Linked DNA regions of Mus musculus: region 1 is linked to region 2. A link is a loop called in an ENCODE intact Hi-C map of the cell type or tissue named here. Cell type or tissue: heart. All regions are shown on one strand.

Evidence for each region. Hi-C counts contacts between places; a loop is a spot of excess contacts. Peaks named below come from ENCODE experiments on the same cell type or tissue, not always from the same donor. Only the 100,000 strongest peaks of a DNase experiment are listed, where the experiment ranks them.
Region 1: it touches region 2 in a loop (2.2-fold over the local background); 3 of 42 quality-filtered maps call a loop at or near these places.

Annotation. Positions count from the first base shown.
Region 1 is chr9:111,492,604-111,497,603 of GRCm38, reverse strand. No RefSeq gene overlaps it. Among named protein-coding and RNA genes, the nearest start is that of Dclk3, 56 kb to the right of the region's middle. In heart, a CTCF peak has its summit at 1,879 (motif pointing left); no DNase peak of the experiment used is centred here.
Region 2 is chr9:111,568,785-111,573,784 of GRCm38, reverse strand. Stac (src homology three (SH3) and cysteine rich domain) reads left to right here. Exons shown (of 11, transcript NM_016853.3): 9 at 1,233-1,284; 10 at 1,384-1,521. Among named protein-coding and RNA genes, the nearest start is that of Gm36088, 2.6 kb to the left of the region's middle. In heart, a CTCF peak has its summit at 1,995 (motif pointing left); no DNase peak of the experiment used is centred here.

The DNA.
Region 1 (5,000 bases), 76 kb after region 2:
TGCCAGGGCCGAGCGCTGTAGAGGCTTTTTATCACCACAAGCAAGAACATCTTGTTCTGATGATACAGCCCTTATCTGTCAGACAGAAATATCCCGATTTGAGACATTAAACCCAGCAAGGCAGAAAATGAGAAAGATGCTAAGCCAGATTGTCAGAAAAGCATTCATCAGAAACCAATAATAGCTACAGTCCCTAGGGTACAAGGTCAGGAGCATGAGCAGCAAGGCATTGTTGTGCACAAGCAAAACTCTACCCTTCCTGATCCAAGCAATGCTACTTCCAAGGCCAGCCACGGCTCAGCGACTCACACGGGAAAGGTGGCCTGCAGTGCTGTATGCAGCGCCACCTGGTGGCTATTTAGTGAGCTGCCAGGCTGCCCAGCCTGAAGTCTATCAGGAACACTTACCTGTTCACCCTTGCTCATTTGTCAAGATGTCACCGGCCCTGGTAGTAAGGGAAAACTCAAAAAACCCTAGTTTAACTTCAAATAAAGTAATTTACTCAGCTTCTTGGCTAAGGTAGATTAAGTCTGAACTCCGGGGCAATAAAATGCTCACCATGCAAGCATTCAGATCTGAACTCAAGCCAAGAACCCCTTCTAAGGAGCTGCACGTGGTGGTGTGTACTTGTATCTCATCACTGAAGAGGTAAGAGCAGGTGGATCCTGGGGCCCATTAGCTGGCCAGCCTATGGGACCCCGGGTCAATTGAGAGGCCTTGTCTCAAATGACAAAGTAGACAGGACCTGAGGCTATCCTCTGGCTCCACACTCACCTGTACACACACACACACACACACACACACACACACACACACAGAGGCACACACAAACACACACACACACTTCAGATTCTTATTAGGATGTCCACAGAGATTCTTTACTTAGTTAAGGATAGGGCACTAGTATCTCCAGCTAGCGGTGTTCACAATAGCCATGATAATGTACAATCCTAACCAGGGTAATCCTGGCAGACAAGACAGGCACACTGTTCTGGAAAGTGCTCTGGAGTCTGCTTTAGTGTAGTCTACTTTGCCCACTTCAGAGCAGGCAAAGCAGGTCAGTAGGCTCTGCAGACCCACAGCTGGGAGGCTCGTTGTAAGCCTCTAGCTTTCTCTGCTCCCGGTTGCCTTTGTCTCCTTGGGTTCCTATAGGAGCTCTTTGGGTTCCTTGGCCTTTAGGATGTTTGGCAAAAAAAAAGATGAAGAACCAACTTGGGGGTCAAAGTTTGTCCTTTTCCTGCCTTAGCAATGAGGAGATACTGATGTCCCAGAGCTGGGGGAGGGGCTGCTGAGCGACAGTGCCAGGCAGAGTCACTGCTCTCAGGAGCATCTCTAAGGCTCTCAGGCATCAGGCAGTGAGACATGTGGAGGTCCTAAGACCTTAGGTAGTAACAGGGCAAAAAGAGCTAGGGACCCAGGAACCCAAATGCCAGGGCACCTGGCCTCACCAGATCCTGAGGTGCCCTAAGGGTGGACAATGGGGCAGTCTCAGCAGCTACCTATCCCTGGAAACAGAATGATCCCGGGTTCGTATAAAATAGAGACTGAGAACTACTTTTCACTCTTAAAAGAACAAATACAGAACATAGTCCAAAGGCTCAACAGTAGCCCGGCCTCCTGCCTGGAATGAGTGTGGATGACCCAATACTCCAGTGGGGTACACACCAATTACTCCAATACTGAGGTGGCTGAGGCTGGAGAATTACAAGTTTGACACCAACATGGCTATGTAACAAGACCTTGTCTCAAGCAAAACAGGAAGTTAATAAAATGCATCACCACCTCCTGCCCACTGCAATGCACCAGCAGCAAACTGCATCCTCCACCATCGAGCTCAGCCGCTGCGTCAGTGCGATTCCAAATGCCAGGAGCGCCACCTGCTGCTCAAATGTGGAAAGTCCAGTTTGTCCTTCATCAACATAATCAAGTTCTCTGTAAGATTTTTAAATGATTTGAGGGTGTTTGTTGTTTAAATAATCAAAAAAAAATGTTAACACAAATACACACCAAGTATCAAACTGATTATAGAGAAAATTGGATTCCAACGTAGGGTTTATTTTGCATTTTAGGGGATACTGGGAAATTCTGCCAGAGGTCAGCTAATGTCTTCGGAGGCATTCACATCAACAGAGGCCCAAGAATTCAGCTACATGCTTCACACTGGTCATAGAAATGGAGCGAGTGTGTCCCATCAGGGTTTCAAGAAACCCTGTGTTGAAAAAGAGAGAGAGAGAGAGAGAGAGAAAGAGAGAGAGAGAGGAGGAGGAGGAGGAGGAGGAGGAGGAGGAGGAGGAAAGGAAAGGAAAGGAAAGGAAAGGAAAGGAAAGGAAAGGAAAGGAAAGGAAAGGAAAGGAAAGGAAAGGAAAGGAAAGGAAAGGAAAGGAAAGGAAAGGAAAGGAAAGGAAAGGAAAGGAAAGGAAAGGAAAGGAAAGGAAAGGAAAGGAAAGGAAAGGAAAGGAAAGGAAAGGAAAGGAAAGGAAAGGAAAGGAAAGGAAAGGAAAGGAAAGGAAAGGAAAGGAAAGGAAAGGAAAGGAAAGGAAAGGAAAGGAAAGGAAAGGAAAGGAAAGGAAAGGAAGAAAGAAAAAGAAAGAAAGAAAGAAAGAAAGAAAGAAAGAAAGAAAGAAAGAAAGGAAGAAAGGAAGGAAGAGAAGAAAAGACAAAAAGGTGCACCTCCTGTTGTCTGTAATATTTAACTTACAGTGTATAAAATGGTTTCATTCTTTCTAGTTTGTTTTCCTGTTTTTCTGCTTCTATGTGTAACTGTGTCTCTGTCTCTCTGACTACTGTGTAGCTATTTCCTCTGAATTGAAACATTCCCCTTAAAGGGAAGGAGGGGGAGATAAGGAGAGAGGGAAGGAGGGGGAGAGACGGAGGAATGGAGGGAGAGAGGTTCAAAAGACTTAAAACTAAACTTCCACAGCTAGGAAAGTTACTAAAGTTACAAGACTCAGGTACATGCTATCTAAAATGTAAGATTGTGTATACACGTGGTAAGCAACAGAGGGAGGGATGAGGAGGTGGACTCCGGGAGAGCTGCCTGCAACTTGAGCAGGGAACTCCGGTGATGCAGCTTCCCAGAGTTATCCCTTATGCTACAGTGGGTTCTTCAGCCATGCAGCCACCTTTGAGACACACATGCTCTTGTAAGTAACTCTTCATCCATACTCCTGGAAATAACCCTAATCAACTAACTGATCACCAAGCTAGATTGAGGCAGAATCACTTCTCTAGTTTGCCATTGGTGTTGTATCTGTTTGTGTCTCTCCAGAAACCATACAACATTCTCTTTCTCTCTGTCTCTTTCTATTTCTGTGTGCATTGCTCTCTGTTTCTCCCCCCTCTCTTTGTCTGTGTGTTTCTGTGTCCATCTCTGTGTCTCTGTGTGTGTCTATGTCTCTCTCTCTCTGTGTCTCTTTCTGTGTCTCTCTCTCTGTCTCTCCCTCCTCTCTCTCTATTTCTCTCATACACACACACACACACACACATTTATTTGGTGTGGATGGATGGGTAAATGGATAAAGTTCATATGGAGAAATTTCTTGGTTCCTTTTCCTGTTGCTGTCATAAAATACCCTGATAAAAAGAAACTGACAGGAGAAATGGGTTCATTTGGCTCTCAACTCAAGACCCAGGCCATCATGGCAGGAAAGTCAAAGCAGCAGGAACTCAGAGCACATGCTCACCCCACACGCAGTCAGGACAGAGAGGATGGCCGCTGCTTGAGCTTCCTTCCCCATCTTTATATCCCAAGGTCCCAACCCAGGAAGCTGTGCTGCCCACAGTGAGCATGTCTTCCCACCTCAGTGTAATCAAGATAATCCACCCACAAAATGCCCAGAGGCCCATCACCAGATGTTCTAGATTCTGTTAATTGGCGATCAACATTAATCATTATAAATGGCTTACTAGAATGTTCTACCTCTAAAGGGACTCACCATGAGTCCGGTTAGGGCTGATTACGGTGTCTCACAGCCCCCATGTTCCCACGGCTCATAATTACATCCATCTGTTGTTCTCCTTGGTAGTTCTGAAGGTCAGATAGGGCCGCTTTGTTCCTGTGTACAGGCCAGCTTCTGGTCCCTTCTAAGGGTCTGTCTTCTTTGAACCAGAAATTCCCAGGACATGCTCTTTTTGTGGTAGGTGGCAGAAGCTCTTGGACCAAGCTAAATGGGCAATTAAGTCTAATCCCTCTGGGCATAGACTTAAGTGCTTGAATCCCATTGGCTAAGGCAAATCATATGACTTCCTTAAGGCAGGAAAGCATAATCTCTCAGAAACAGCAAAGGATAGGAAGGCCAGTAGAGATGCAGATATTAAACTGTACAATCTACCACAGGCTCGAATTGGTTGGTTGGTTGGATGAGTGTTGTTGTTATTGGCCTGGTTTGGTTTGGTTTGGGTTGGGTTTTTTCTGGTTTTGTTTTGTTTTGTTTTGTTTTGTTTTTTGCTTGTTTGTTGAGACAGTAACATGGTTGTCCCTGATCCACCAGCTCCAGGTTCCCCATGCTTGTGTGGTTTCCACAGAGCTGAGAGACTAGGATCTGTTCCCAAATTCTGGGGAATAATGTTTGCCTGGCTGGATGTGCCAAATGTCCACCTCCAGTTCAGCCAGCTATGTCTGGTGGTGACAGCAGATCATATAAGCCAGACACCTCCAGCAGGGGAGAGAGATGGGATTTTGTAGTGGGCAGGAAGTGACTGGTGTTCCTATGTCTACCCCTAAGTGTCAGGAACCAACAAGCTAATAACTAGCAGGTGATCTTCCTGAGATGGGTCTGCCTTGGATTAATAGCTACAACATAGCTCTGATAGACAAGACCCAAGAGAAATTCATTTTAGGAAAGATTCCTGCTATTAATAAGCTTTTCATGTTATTATTAAACATATATAATAATCACTAGGCATTAACTCACCCTTTTGAGCAGATCTCTGAAAATCTACAAAGAAGTACTGCCTTGCAGTGATGCTATATAGGCAAATAGATGGTTTCTTAACCCTTA
Region 2 (5,000 bases):
TGTCTACCAACTTTGTAAGGCTAATAACATAGGAATTCAAATGATGTGAATTCATCTAGTAAGAGAACAGCTAGACTTCATAAGAATGTTGGGAGGGGAACAGGAAAGAACAGGAATCTTGGGAGATTCCCAGATAACCAAAGGCCCAAAAATGACAGGCCATTGTGGCACAACCTGGGCATCCCCACACCAGGAGGCTGAAGCCAGCAGACCACAGCAAGTTCAAGACAAGCTTGGGCTACAAAATAAGTCCCAGGCCAGCCTGGGCAACAATGTGATAATAGGTCTTAATTTTTTTTTAAATTTGTACTCATAAAAAAATGAAAATAAACCCCTGGGTATAGGAGTCAATTCAAACACTGGGCAAAATCCCCGACTCTGGGTTTTCAGTAACATTGACTGCTCTAAGTTCCTCCCTCCCTGTGTGTGCTCTCCTTCCCATAGCTTGAGATATTGCAGTACCTCTCACAAATGTGGGGCCTTCTGTCCCTTGAGTCTGGAGTAGCCTTAGAAATTGCATTGGGCTCTAAAGAGGCAAACATGCAAAGAGAGCCTTCCCTCATCCTTATTTACTTACTGAGTTTGAGACCAGCCTGATCAACATACATGAAACCTTGCCTCACCCATACTCTGCTTTTCTTCTCTTTTCTTTTGTAAATTTCACCTGCATTGGCATTTGTCAGCATGTACGTCTGTGTGAGGGTGGCAGATCCTCTGGACCGGAAGCTACAGACAGTTGTAAGATGCCATGTGGGTGTTGGGAATTGAATCTGTGTCCTCTGGTTGAGCAGCCAAGTGCTCTTAACCACTGAGACATCGCCCCAGTCTTGCCTGTGTGCTTTTTAATCCAATCAAACCATCCCAAATAAAGATAATAATAAGGAGAATGACTGGCTTTAATAATTACTAAACAATATAAAAGCAAAATATAGCCTGTATCTACATATCAAATGCATGAGGAAATTGGATAGGAAATACAGAAGATGGGAGGAAGATATACTTTGGGGCAAAATATACCCTGATACTTATTGAATACTAAGCCTGGCCATTTTTGCAATGTGAATATTTACTTTCCGTTTCCTTGGAAGGGAAGAGCCAGTGGAAACATGCTTCCTTTACTTCTATTTATTTTAGGATAATTTGCGTGAATGAAAAACTACCTCACGCTAAAGAGTATTTTCTCTTCCTCATCTGACTTCTGCCCCCCTAACTCATGCATCCTTCATTTTTAGGCCAGGAGACATGATCACTCTCCTAGAAGACTCCAATGAAGACTGGTGGAAAGTAAGTGTTTCAGACTTTAAAAAGAAATAAGAATCCTTTGGTGATGACAGTTACAATAAATGTTGCATTTGCCACTGAACGCCTCCTCTTCCATTTCAGGGAAAGATTCAGGACAGGGTTGGTTTCTTTCCAGCCAACTTTGTTCAGAGAGTAGAAGAGCATGAGAAGATTTATAGGTGTGTTCGAACCTTCATTGGCTGCAAGGACCAGGGGCAGATAACACTGAAAGAGAACCAGGTAAGTAAAGATCACACACACACACACACACACACACACACACACACACACACACACCACAAACAGGGACAAAAGAAGTGTGCCTCTTGAGAAAAGATGATTATAAGCCCAAGGTACAAGGGTAGTTAGAATCCTACATGCAAAACTGACATGCCAGGAACCTTCTGCTTTTATTATTATAATGGAACACCATAACTAAAAGTAAGTTGGTGGGGAGAGTGTTTATTTTAGCTTGGAGTTTCAGACCATGAAAGTCCAGAATGGCTGGGAAGGCTCAGGCATGGCAACAGGCAATGAAAACCTCACAACAGGAAGAGGAAGCTGTCCAATCGCATTTCATTCCAACAAGAGAGACAGGAAGTGGGAATAACCGATAAAGCCTCAAAGCCCGCCCCTAGTGACTCACTCTCTCCAGCAAGGCTCCACCTACTAAAGGTCCTGTATCCTCTCCAAACAGTGCCACCTGCTGGGGACCAGATGTTCAGATACCTGAGCCTGTAGGAAACCTTCCTCATTCAAACCACTACACTCACTCACCCAATGGTATCTGTCAGAGCACTTGCATCTGTAGTCACTGAAGTTAGCAGCTACTCCAGTTTTTACTCTGGGCCGGCCCCCACCAATACGTCATCACCTAAAGAGAAACATGGCATTGTGTGGTGCTGTGTTCCAGGGTTTGGTGTGTTGGCTCCAATCACATGAAGCCCACTCAGATTTCCTTCTCAAGACCCAAGCCTCTATGGGTCTCCTAAAGGACATAATAACATAAGACAGAGACAAAATACAGAGGAAAAAATCAACTCAGGCAGAGACTCTGGACATTTCCCTGTACCTAATCGACACATTCCTGATACCTTCTGCTCTGTTGATTGTCCTGAGCCCTCTGCCTCTATAATGTGCTTAGTCACTTCCTTCTGGACTCCTTACCCAGCCCCTGGAATATAGACAGAAACAAACAGGACAGCACAGCTCAGTTCTGCCCTGCTCCTCTCTGGATGTCTCCCTCCAGCACAGAGAGGGTGTCCTTCTGTCCCTCCAGCACAGCAAGGGTGTCCTTCTGTCCTTCTGTCCTACTTATTTCTTCTCACTGTGCATGCACCGTCTTCAGTGCTGGGCAAAACATGATCGTATCTCCAAGACCGATCTGGATGTGTTAGAGGAGGATGCTGGGAGCCAGAAGTTAGAATTTTCCTTTCTTTCACAATGAAGTCTCACAGATGATTGATTGCCAATATCCAGTTTGGGAAGTCAGAAGTTTGCCTCTTTCTGCATTCTTGGTAACAATATAGTAACTCCAGCATTTCTCAAGGCAATCAATGGATATCTCTAGTTGAGTATGAAATATGAGAAGGCTCAGTCTTCAAGAAATTAAATAATGAAATATGAATTCATAATGTAATACTTGTCTGTCCAACACAGTTGCTCCAAATGTACCTTAGATGGCATTATTTATTATTTTATTGTATGTGTGTGGAGATTGTGCCAGTGTAGATGTCTGAGCACTACATGCATGCCTGATGCTGTAGAGGCCAGGTGGGACACTGAATCCCCTGTGATCTAGAGTTGCTAGTCAACATGTGGGTGCTGAGAATTGAACCTGAGTCCTCTGGAAGAGCAGCCAGTGCTGTTGTCATCTCTCTAGCCATCCTCTCCCATTTTGGGTGGATTACCTTCAAAGACAGTTCTGAAGTCTCACACACACACACACACACACACACACACACACACACACACACAATCAGTCATTACTTTATAATTATAACTGATTTATTGTTCTAAAATAATGTTTTACTCAATTTAATCAACAGTTTTCTTTCCTATATGTGACTCCAAATGACTTTTTCAACTTGACAGATGTCTCCTCACTCTGGACATCTAGTTCACCCCTTGTAATTCCAGCACCCAGGAAACACAGGCAAGAAAATTTCAAGTTCAAAGTCTGTATGTAGTGAGTTAAAAGCTAGGCTGAACTGCATAGCAACCAAGAACCTGTCTCAAAATAGCAAAGGCTTAGGATAGAACTCAGTGATAAAACACAAGGCCCAGAGCTTGCTTTCCAGTGTTTAAAAGAAAGAAGCCCCACACAAAAATAATGATTCTTTTTTTTTCCTTGTAGCTAGTCAATAGAATGTCAAAAAGAAAAAAAAAAAAGAAAGGAAAGGAAAAGAAACATCTAAATAAAAGTACAATGTGAAGAAATGGCTTTTACAAAAAAAAATTGTCTATTACTTTTAAAATCAAGCAAATAAAAATGATTGAAGGTAACATACCAGTAAATCAAAACATAGTTTTCCATATATTTTAACAACAGCAGCAGACGAAGCTGGTGAAATTGGTTTTCTATAAATGCTAGTATGCATCGGCTCCCGAATTTTCATAGTTGCTTCAGACTTGTGTATAAACAGCCACAGAAATTACTGAGCCCCGTGCATGCTATAATGCCATGTTCTGCAATGGACTCATGAAAATAGTATATGCACAGGGAGAAAGCTGGGTGAGCTGCAGCAATGCCCACAGTAATCTCATAATGGTGAGAATTAGGAACAATCCATGATGACAGTGGTCAGTCAACAGTAAGGCTCTCTTGAGGGAAGGAGTTTGGAGAGTGAGGTGATAATGTTCTAGACAGGACAGAGAAATCAGACCCAGACCTCAGCCATTGCTGTGCCCGGGTGAGGATGTTTCTCTAAGAAAAGTCTCTAAAAGATGAAAGAGCAGAGACGCAGACAGAGAGGGTCGTCAGTCATTTTCAGCCCTGTGACTACAGCGATGGAGATCAGGTGTGAGACAGGTACCAAAAATATCACATTATTGCAGGCCACGCCGCCTTGCCCTCAGCACTGTCACCACCACCACCACCACACCACCACCACCATATGTTACCCTGAAGCTCAGATGGCCCATGGCAAAACAAAAGGCCAGGAAGAAAGACAGCAAATCTGGCCTAGGAGACAAGATTGTCTCATTGCCTACTAAGGGAAGAGGACTGGAGGAAGGATGAGCAGTGGCAAGTCCCTGGATCATGAACTGAGTCAAACTTTCCACCCTTGAAGAAGCAAGACAGACAGAGGAAAGACCTGTGAGGTCTTCTTCAGTGGGTGTAAAACTGTAATAGAAATAACTGGGAGAGGATGGCTCATTGGGTAAAGGACTTACTGTGTGATCACAAGGACAGGAGTTCAGATCCTTAGCACCCTCCCAGAAGCCAAATGGAGATGGGACCCCCGGGGGAGGGTAGCCAATCACCATGTTGCAGGTTCAGAAAGAAGCCCCATCTTGGTGAGTCACGAGAAGATGCTTGACATGGGGTTTTTATAATGTTTAGATACCTACGCTTCCTTTACCCACGTCCATGGATTGTGTGAATTAATCATGCAGTATTTCTATTTTACAAAATAGAGTCCCACAGAGGTTCTATGTGCCTTGTTCCAGGGGCCCATGTAAGCGCCGGGCAAGAGTATAAGCATGGGCCTCTGCAC